Regions from separate parts of the Homo sapiens genome. Here region 1 is linked to region 2. The links are chromatin contacts, found by Hi-C or POLR2A ChIA-PET in ENCODE. All regions are on one chromosome and are shown on one strand. The core of a region is the stretch at or near the end of the contact, and the rest is flanking DNA. Distances in the headings are between cores, read along the strand shown.

Region 1 (4,795 bases), core at 461-2,960, 52 kb after region 2:
TAAGTGTAGGGCCATGCCACCAAGAAGCTGTTTGTCCCTGACACTTTCAAAGGCATTAATGCATGCTGAAACTTAGGGAGTTTCCAAGACTGATGACCCTAGTGTGAATACCATGTCAGTTATGACAGCAAAGAAAAGCACCTATACTTCCTCCAGGGAAATTCACTTGGAAAAGAAAGAAGGCTGGGCGCAGTGGCTCATGCCTGTAATCCCAGCACTTTGGGAGGCCAAGGCAGGCAAATCATGAGGTCAGGAGATCGAGACCATCCTGGCTAACAGGGTGAAACCCCATCTCCACTAAAAAATACAAAAAAATTAGCCGGGCGTGGTGGCGGGCACCTGTAGTCCCAGCTACTCAGGAGGCTGAGGTGGAGCTTGCAGTGAGCCAAGATTGCGCCACTGCACTCCAGGCTGGGTGACAGAGCAAGACTCCCATCTCAAAAAAAAAAAAAAAAAAAAAAAATCCTACCCAAGCTCATTGGATTCTTGTTTTAAGAAGCCTCATTCAGTCTAATCCATGATGAAACAATTCCCAGAAACAACTTTTAGAGTATAGCATTTGTGTTCAGTGTTTTATGTTGTAAATACTTGCACAATTATTTTTTTCTGGTCACTTATTTCATATTAGGTTTGGAATTTGTATAGATTAGTGGACTTACTTAGAATAGGCTTTGCTTTCTATGTCAAAGTTGGACTCAAAGTTAGAGGTCCTTATATATAATGTAACGTTTACAATTGCAATGTGTATAGGATACAGTGGGGTGCACCAGCAAGGGGGAGACATGTGGCCCCGGAGATGGACAGGAGGTCGGAAATGGTTCATGATGAGGTGAAGCTTGAAATACTAGTAGGAATTATTCACACAGACAAAAGAAAAAAGGGACAACACTAGCAAAGGAAGTAATGGGCTCAACACCACAAAGCCTATGGTAGTACACCTTCCACCTCTCAAATTACTCCATGACCGGATCATCCTCTACCATCATTCTAGATAGCCATTACCTATCCAGGGTGATTTTAGGTGACTGCGCAAACTTGTGGCGTCAAATAAGACTGAATCTTAAAATGAAAAAGTCATTCTTTTAAAAATTCTCTTTTAATCCTTCTAATTGCAACAAAGAAAAAAGTCTTAGGTTCATGCCACTATGCACATGAATAGCCTTTTTAACAAAGAGGGGGAATATCTCAAGTTTATTTTCCTGTTCCTCAGTTCTCTCATCTGCAAAATGGGGACAACAATAGAGACTAGTTGATAGACTGGTGTCAATTAAATGAAATATTATCTATAAAGCTTTCAGAACAGTATCTGGCACATATTAAAGTCTCAGTAAGTATTTCCTATTATTATTTTTGTTTTTGTTGCTATTGTCTTCCTAGGCAAGCAACATTTATCTGTTTAGAATGTAACAATATGGTTTTGTTTTGAATAAATTCATTTTTATAGTTAATAGTTGCCCTCTAAATTTTGTAACTGATACTGGTTTCTTTTAAAATTAAGAACGTGGACAAGCCAGGCAGAATGGGAATGAACACATTTTGGGAAATATAGCCCCAGATGATTTGTCAGGGTTTCTGCAGCTCTAAATGTCAAAGACTGTACTGATGGAGGAGGGAGGCCCAGAGAGGACAGAAACTTTACCCAAGGTCACGGGGCTCATTAGTGGCAGAGCTAGGAGCAGATCCAAGACCTCCAGATGCTCAGGCTCACGTTCTTCTCTCTGGAACTTGTTCATGGTCCAAAGCCCTGGGACTCTTCTCAGCTGACAGAGCCCTGTATTGGCCTTGACCTGGCAAAAGGTACACAGCCAGGGTTGCAGCTCTACAGAAAGCTCTGTTTACTCCCTCTGACTGCACTGAACCCTGAACCATGTCCTAAAACCAACAGTTGCTTGCTGTAATATTCCTACATTCTTACTGAGCCCTAACACCACGTTCAACACTGGGAATTTGGGTGGGCCCAGAGTGCCTTTAGTATTACTGTTATAATTCAAAACATCCAAATTATTATTTTCTCCATGAGATGAAGCCAGGAGAGTGCTGTTAAGTGGAGAGAAAAGTGTTTGTTACACTAGGCGTTCCAACAAAATGTCCTCCTTTGCTATTAAATCATAGCTTTTCTAAATGAAATGATATTTTGCAAACTTTGGCAGTGACCAAAGTTTGGACATTGTGCAGGGTCCAAACTTTCTCTCTCTCTCTTTCCCATTTTGTGCTTTTTCTCCATGTGGTCCAGAGAACTACTATTTGCTGGCTTTACTTTTCTTGTATGTCTTTCCTTATGACCCAAGTTGTCTACTTTCCCCAAAGACCTCAGATAACTTGATTTTCTACCCACAACTTGTCATTTTAATAAAGAATGAAACGGATAAATAGAGGCTAGAGACTGCAACCCATTACCCAAATGGGTTGTTTCTCAGAATCCCCCTTTCTTTCGAGTTAAGTGTGAATGGCTACATGGAAAGACATGTGCTTGTTACCCTAATGCCCCCAAACAGAAAATTAATGAAGGTCTATGGACATGGGAATTAAATCTGCAAAGGCTGAAGGTGATCAATAAACTCTATGAAAAAATGGCTTCAACCATATAAAACCCTCTACTGGACTCTTTTGTTCAGTCCTGTTTCCTGTGTGAACTGTACTAATGGGTACCTACCCATTTCCTAATCACCTCCACTGCCACCGAGAAGCTGTTAGTGGAATTGGCATTCTCAGGTCCCATCTTCTCTTTCATTTCTTGGTCTTCACTGACATGGCCTGAACAATTCAAGAGCGTGGCTTCCACATCCTTAGCTCCACTTTTGGAGCTCAAAGCAGGATTCAGAGCCGAGGAAACCCATTGACAGGCCTGGGGCATGCATGAGCCTGCAGCTGGGCTGCTGTTCTTCTACAAGACCCGGGGGACATGGAGTAGTATTGAGATTGCAAATCAGAAAAACTCTTCCTGCAGCCTGGCTTACATTGAGGAAAATTCCTGCTGGTGCATCGAAAGACAGGAGTCTGCTCCCCTGCTCACTGACCACAGAGCACACCCCATGCCTCTGCTCTCAGTATCCTTGGGCAGTGTCTCTCAGTAGGCTTGCCTGTATCTCTCTTGGGCGTCTTGGGCCCCCTTTCTCCCTTTCTTGCCAAATCTCCTTCCTTAAGCAGTTATCTAGGCCTGTAACGTAACTTTGAAATGTTTCAACTAAGAGTTCAGGGCACAGAAATGGTAAATGAGAGCAACTCCCTGTTTCCTGAGAATGGGAGCTTCTCATTATTCGAGTATCTTGGTATTTATGCATTCATTCATTCATTCATTCATTCATTCGTTGATTTAACAAATATTTATTAAGACTAGTACAAAGCACCATTCTAGGAACTAATTGTGAACGAGACAGGCAAGAATCTTGCCCTTATGGAACTTATATTCCTGGGATCAGGTCTGGCTTCATAATTTGTGAGGCCAGTGTAAATGAAAATGCAGAGCCTTTGTTAAAAAATAATTAAGATTTTTCATGACAGTAACAGCAGAGCATTAAGTGAGGCATGGGGGCCTTTTAAGTGTGGGGCTCAGTGCAACTTGTTCAGGTTACACACCCATGAAGCTGGCCCTGGTAGGGGTGACTGGAAAGTAAACATGCATGTCTCTGATGGATGAGCAGTCCAAAGGATGAGACCCAATTCATTGACTTCCTACAGGACTGACAACAGTTGGATTGTTCTTTAATGATTCAGAAATCAAGACAGAATTTTTCTGGGTCTCAGGTCATCATTAAATATAGTTTGTTGTTGCATAATTAAAGAATTGGCTTTGTGAGCTCTGAGTAACAGGATGATGGCTTATGGAGAGTCAGTGTGTTTGGAATAATAAGCCCAAGAAAATGATACTTTTGAAGATTAAAACGAGTAGAGTTACTTCTCATGATTGCTTCCCACAAACTCCTGAAAATCCTCTAAATACTCAAACAAATAAAACTAAGCATGCTACCTGAATACAGAAACTGTTACAGCTGCAGATATAAATTATTCTGGTAGTGCAGGATAACCTGTTTTAAGGGAACCCAGTGGACTACCAGTGCAATGAATAGGTTTAGAGGTTAATTTCTCAGACAATTCATGTAAATTCTGAATGTGATTTTGAATGCAGTGTTGGCAGGTATTTGCGAACGGCTGGCTATTCCACAGGTTCCCAAATTTCAGTCCCTAAGCTTGGCCAGTCCCTTCCTTTACCCCTGTTCAAATGTCTCTTTTCCATCCAAAAGTAACGAAAAGAGAGCCAAGGATCTGACAGTGGATTCTGTTAACTTCATTGTTGAAAAAAAAAAAAATACCAAGAACATGATTCTGACTTTCAAGCCCAACTGACAAGGAGGGAAACTCTAGTGAATGTGCTGGCATACACGTACTGGACTTTTATGAAAATTAAAAACAATCCTGTGGCCTTTGGAAATGAAAGCCAATTGAGTAATAGCACTGTGTAGGAAAGATTTTGTTCTCAAGGTGAGTATTTCACAACTGGGGCCGTTCGGGGGCCCATGTGTTTCACAAGTGATGTGTGTCATCATCATTAACTAGTCTGGTGTATAGAAAGATCACTGAATGGAAACATGGGTTTTTATTCCTATCTCTGCCGTGAAGTCAGGTTCCTAGCTCTCTCAGTTTTTCATCTGTAGAATGGGGGAGATAATAGCCCATCACTAAGAGTTATTGTGAGATTCAAATTAGCAACATATATAAAAGTCTTTGTAAACTGCATGTTGTTTTACAAATATTGGGTTTATTATTACTCTAATTGCCATTTTATTTATTTCTGTTT
Region 2 (4,438 bases), core at 1,226-3,725:
CCTTTTATATAAACAATTTTGTTGAGTTATAATAATCATACAGTGAGATGAACTGTAGCGAAGTAACCATGCCCTTATAGAGCTAAAGAACACTTCCATCATCCCAGAAAGCAGCCTTATGCTTCATCCCTGCCACCAACCTACCACTCCAGAAGTACATACTCTTCTGAGTTATCATTGTAGATTAGCTTTGCTTGTCCCAGGACTTCATAATTATGGTTTAAAAGTTTAAATTAAAAGTAATTGCAAAAACCGCATTTTTTTGTGGTATCTGAATTCTTTTGCTAAAAAAAAATAGCTTGGAGAGTCATTCATGTTGCTATGCGTAACAGTGATTCATTCCTTTGAATTGCTGAGTAGTACTCTATTTTATAATTATATCATATTTTTTTCCATTCTCCTGTCTGGAAATTTGGGTTGTCTCAAGTTGGTGCTATTTTGAGCAAAGCTGCTATAAACATTCTTATCCACATCTTTTAAAAGCATATGTTTTCATTTCTCTTGGCTCTATACATATGAATAAATTGCTGGGTCATAAGTAGATGTAAATTTAACTATGAAAAACTAGTAGACTGATTTCTAAACTGGCTATACCATTTTACACTCCTATTGGCAATGTATGAGAATACTAGTTGTTTTACATTCTTAAAAGTATTTGATGCTGTCAGTCTTTTAAATTTTAACCATTCCAGTGGGAACATATGGTTTTGCATTGTGGTTATAACATTATCTTAACAAGTTAACCTTATCATTATGAAATATCCTTTTTTTTTTCCTCTGGCAATGCTCTTTGTTCTGAAGTCTACTTTATCTGATGTGAATATACTCACTCCAGTTTTCTTATATAATAGTATTTTTATGGTATACCTTTTTCATCCTTTTACTTGTAACCTATGTCATTATATTTAAAATGTTTTTTTCTTGTAGACACCATATGTATGAATTTTGCTACTTTTAATTAGTCTAGCAAGCTCTGCCTTTTTTTTTTTTTTTTTTTTTTTTTTTTTTTTTTTTTGAGACTGAGTCTTGCTGTATCGCCCAGGCTGGAGTGCAGTGGCACAATCTCGGCTCACTGCAAACTCTGCCTCCCAGGTTCACGCCATTCTCCTGCCTCAGCCTCCTGAGTAGCTGGGACTACAGGCGCCTGCCACCGCGCCTGGCTAATTTTTTGTATTTTTAGTGGATACGGGGTTTCACCATGTAAGCCAGGATGGTCTCGATCTCCTGACCTCGTGATCTGCCTGCCTCGGCCTCCCAAAGTGCTGGTATTACAGGTGTGAGCCACCGCGCCCGACTGTCTCTGCCTTTTAATTGCAGTACTTAGCAGTTTATATTTAATATAATTATTAATATGCTTGGGTTTTAAATATGTCCTATATTTTATTTAAGAAAGTCCTATATCTTCTTTGGCCTTTTTCTCTTTTTTCCCACTTTATTTTGTAGTAAACCAGTTTTTTGGGGTTTTTTTTTGTTTGTTTTTAGACATTCTATTTAATCTTCTCTATTCACTTTTTAGCTACATACTTCTACCTCTTTTTTTTTACTTTAATTAGCTTTTAATTTATTTCTCAGTCCTTATTTGCACAAGCAATAGCTTTTGATGTGGTTGATAAATTTCTCTTCCTTGAGAGAATTTCTTCTCTTGAATCCCAGGGCATCGTATGTGCCAGGTTTTCTTTTTCTCTTTCAGACCACTCCTTCTCAATCTCTTTTGCAGAGTCTTTCTGATTCTCTGACTTCTAAATTTTGGGGCCATTCTTTAGTTCAGTCCTTTTTTTCTTTATATACACCTTTTTTTTCTCTTTATATACACTCCCTAGGTTGTATAAAGGTTTTAAATACACTCAAATTTGTATCCCCAGTTTGATACCTCTCCCTGGAACTCAAGACCTGTTTATTCAATTGCATACTTAACATTTCCACTTGGAAGTCTAATAGGCATGTCAAACTCAGTGTGCCAAAACTGAGCTCCTGACATTCACCACCCCTCCCTTCATCTCTACCTCCATGCAGTCTAGATCCTCATTCAGTCTTCCTTATTTTAACTACCAATTTTCCCAATTGCTCAGGCAGAAACCTTGGTATTTTCCTTGACTCCTCTCTTCCTCTCACACCTCACTTCTAACCAATAAGCAATTTCTGTTAATTCTATCCTCAAAATATTCATTCACCCATCTCTCATCACTTCCACTGCCAGCCCAGGCAAAGCCATCATCAGCTCTCACCTGGATATTGCAGGAAACTTCTAACTCACCTCCTGCTTCAGCTTCTGTCCCTTGCAGTCTGCTTTTAGCACAGAAGTCACAGTGATCCTATTAAAACACACTTTAGGCCATGCCAGTCCTCACCTTTAACCCCCAAATTCTCTTCCATCTTACTGAAAATAACAGAATGAAGAGCCCTTTCTGTTATCTTCAGGGTCCTGCATGATCTGGACATATGACTACTTCCCACACACATTTTCACATGGCCTAATATCACATATCACCTTTTCAGAGGGGACTTTCCTGACCACACTCTATGTAAATATCACACTTCTCTCATAATTCATTTTTATCCTACTTTATTTTTTCTCTATAGAACTTTCTATTACCTGAAATTAAATATTTACTTGTTTATTATTTGTCTATCTCCCTAAAATAAAAGCTCTCTGTTGGCACTAGAACATGCCTAGTAAACAAATACTTCGAAAATATTTGCTCAATGCATATCTTTTTTCATCTTTGGTATTTTTTTTCCAACCTGGTAATTTGTTTTTTTATGTATGTCTGTGTGGGGTTTTTTGCTAAATTCTGTTAAATTTTTTTAAAATTTTAATTGTTATGAATACATAATAGTTGTACATATTTATGGGGTGCATGTGATATTTCGATACAAGTATACAATGTATAATGATCAAATCAGGGTAATTGGGGTATCCATCACCTCAAACATTTATCATATTTTTGTGATAGGAATATTTCAATTCCACTCTTCTAGTTATTTTGAAATATAGCATAAATATTGTTAAAAACATTCCAATTCCACTCTTCTAGTTATTTTGAAATGTACCATAAATTATTAACTATAGTTGCCCTTTTGTGCCACTGAACACTAGATCTTATTCTTTCTCCCTGACTGTATTTTTATACCCATTAACTGGGTCTTTACTCCTCCTCAATCCCTGCCACACCCACTGCTCTTCCCAGTCTCTGGTAACCATCATTTTACTCTCCAACTCCATGAGATCAATTTTTTCAGCTCTCACATATGAGTGAGAACATGCAATATTTATTTTTACGTATGTATGTATGTATGTGTGTATTTCAATGAAAATTCTCTTCATCTATACGTTTTTGGAAGACAGTGACCTGACTTAAACATCTTTATTTTCAACATATAGTGTAGACTTCCCCCAAAGGATAGCTTCTCAGACAGTATTTCCTGATCCATTGATTAATGATAGATAAAAGGGGCAGATATTTTTCCAACTTGTTTATTTGTTTGTTTTTATATATATATATGTATGTGTACATATGTTTGCACTTAAACTAGCAAATATTACCTTCTTATCTATAGGCTTTTGGAAGACAACAACCTCACTTAAGTATCCTTTGTTTTCAACACATAGCACAGACTTCCTGGAGACTGTTTTTGTATATGTAATTAAAAAAAACAAAAACAAAACAAAAAAAACCCAGAAGACTAACAGTCTAATTTTGAAAAAAAATCCACAGTCATGTGAATGACAGATGATTTTGGGTATGACTGGGGACTGGAATGGACACAGAGCTCTTTCAATTCTGTCTAACAAAGCCACAGACTAATGTTAAGGAATGTTTGTGTGATCTCTCCAGTGTGGAATCAGTACCCAAACACAGGAGTCTTTACAAAGATCCAAAATAATCATAAAACCATTATAACCACAAGCCCTCTTCAGAGTTATCCCCTCAATAGTGAATGCTGCCTTTTCAAGCCAACTCTTATATTGAGAGAAGGGTTGTAATATCTCCAGCCTGGAAGAAATCCCTATTCCTGTGGCTCATTTACTACATCTCTGTGGTTCTTGGAAGGAAGGATGGAGTGAAAGCCACCCCAGGCAGTTGACTGTGAATTCTAGTCTTAAGCAATGTATGGAGCACTTCAATAAACTTTGGCTATTTAGCCAGCCTTCGTTCCCTAGAGAAATACTGCCCAGCTATCCCCAAGCTCTGGTAGATTGTTTGCCACGGACAACTTATTGATTTATGGTCCTGGGCATTCTTAGAACTCTGCTAAGAGAAGGAAAAGGCATGATCACCTTGTAGGAGCTATGAAGGTAAAGCCTGCCTTCGAATCCTCAGGTAGCATAAGCAAGAGTACCGGGGGGCATAGTGTGCATTTCCTATTCTTACAGGGTGCCGGGCACATAGGGGTCACTCCATCAATAAGGGAGGAGAAAGAATGAAATGAACTGGGA

The links. Hi-C counts contacts between places; a loop is a spot of excess contacts on that map. ChIA-PET counts read pairs that join two places held with the same protein, here RNA polymerase II (POLR2A). Pooled maps may share reads with other maps.
Region 1: a loop to region 2 is called in a map of ascending aorta, with 1.8 times the contacts of the local background. The contact joins the enhancer-like site here to the promoter of LINC02227 in region 2. A Hi-C loop is called at or near these places in 4 of 168 maps with a recorded cell type or tissue (CD14-positive monocyte, aorta, ascending aorta and 1 more) and 5 of 50 pooled maps. POLR2A ChIA-PET finds 5 or more read pairs at or near these places in 1 of 52 experiments (RWPE1).

Annotation. Positions count from the first base shown.
Region 1 is chr5:158,459,666-158,464,460 of GRCh38, forward strand. No RefSeq gene overlaps it. Among named protein-coding and RNA genes, the nearest start is that of LINC02227, 52 kb to the left of the region's middle. Within about 2 kb of position 1,711, at least 9 of the 41 ENCODE cell types and tissues checked have a DNase peak (open chromatin) inside an H3K27ac peak, as active enhancers do; they include ascending aorta, where a contact is called at or near this core.
Region 2 is chr5:158,407,298-158,411,735 of GRCh38, forward strand. LINC02227 (long intergenic non-protein coding RNA 2227) reads right to left here and starts at 2,476. Exons shown (of 7, transcript NR_109888.1): 1 at 2,349-2,476.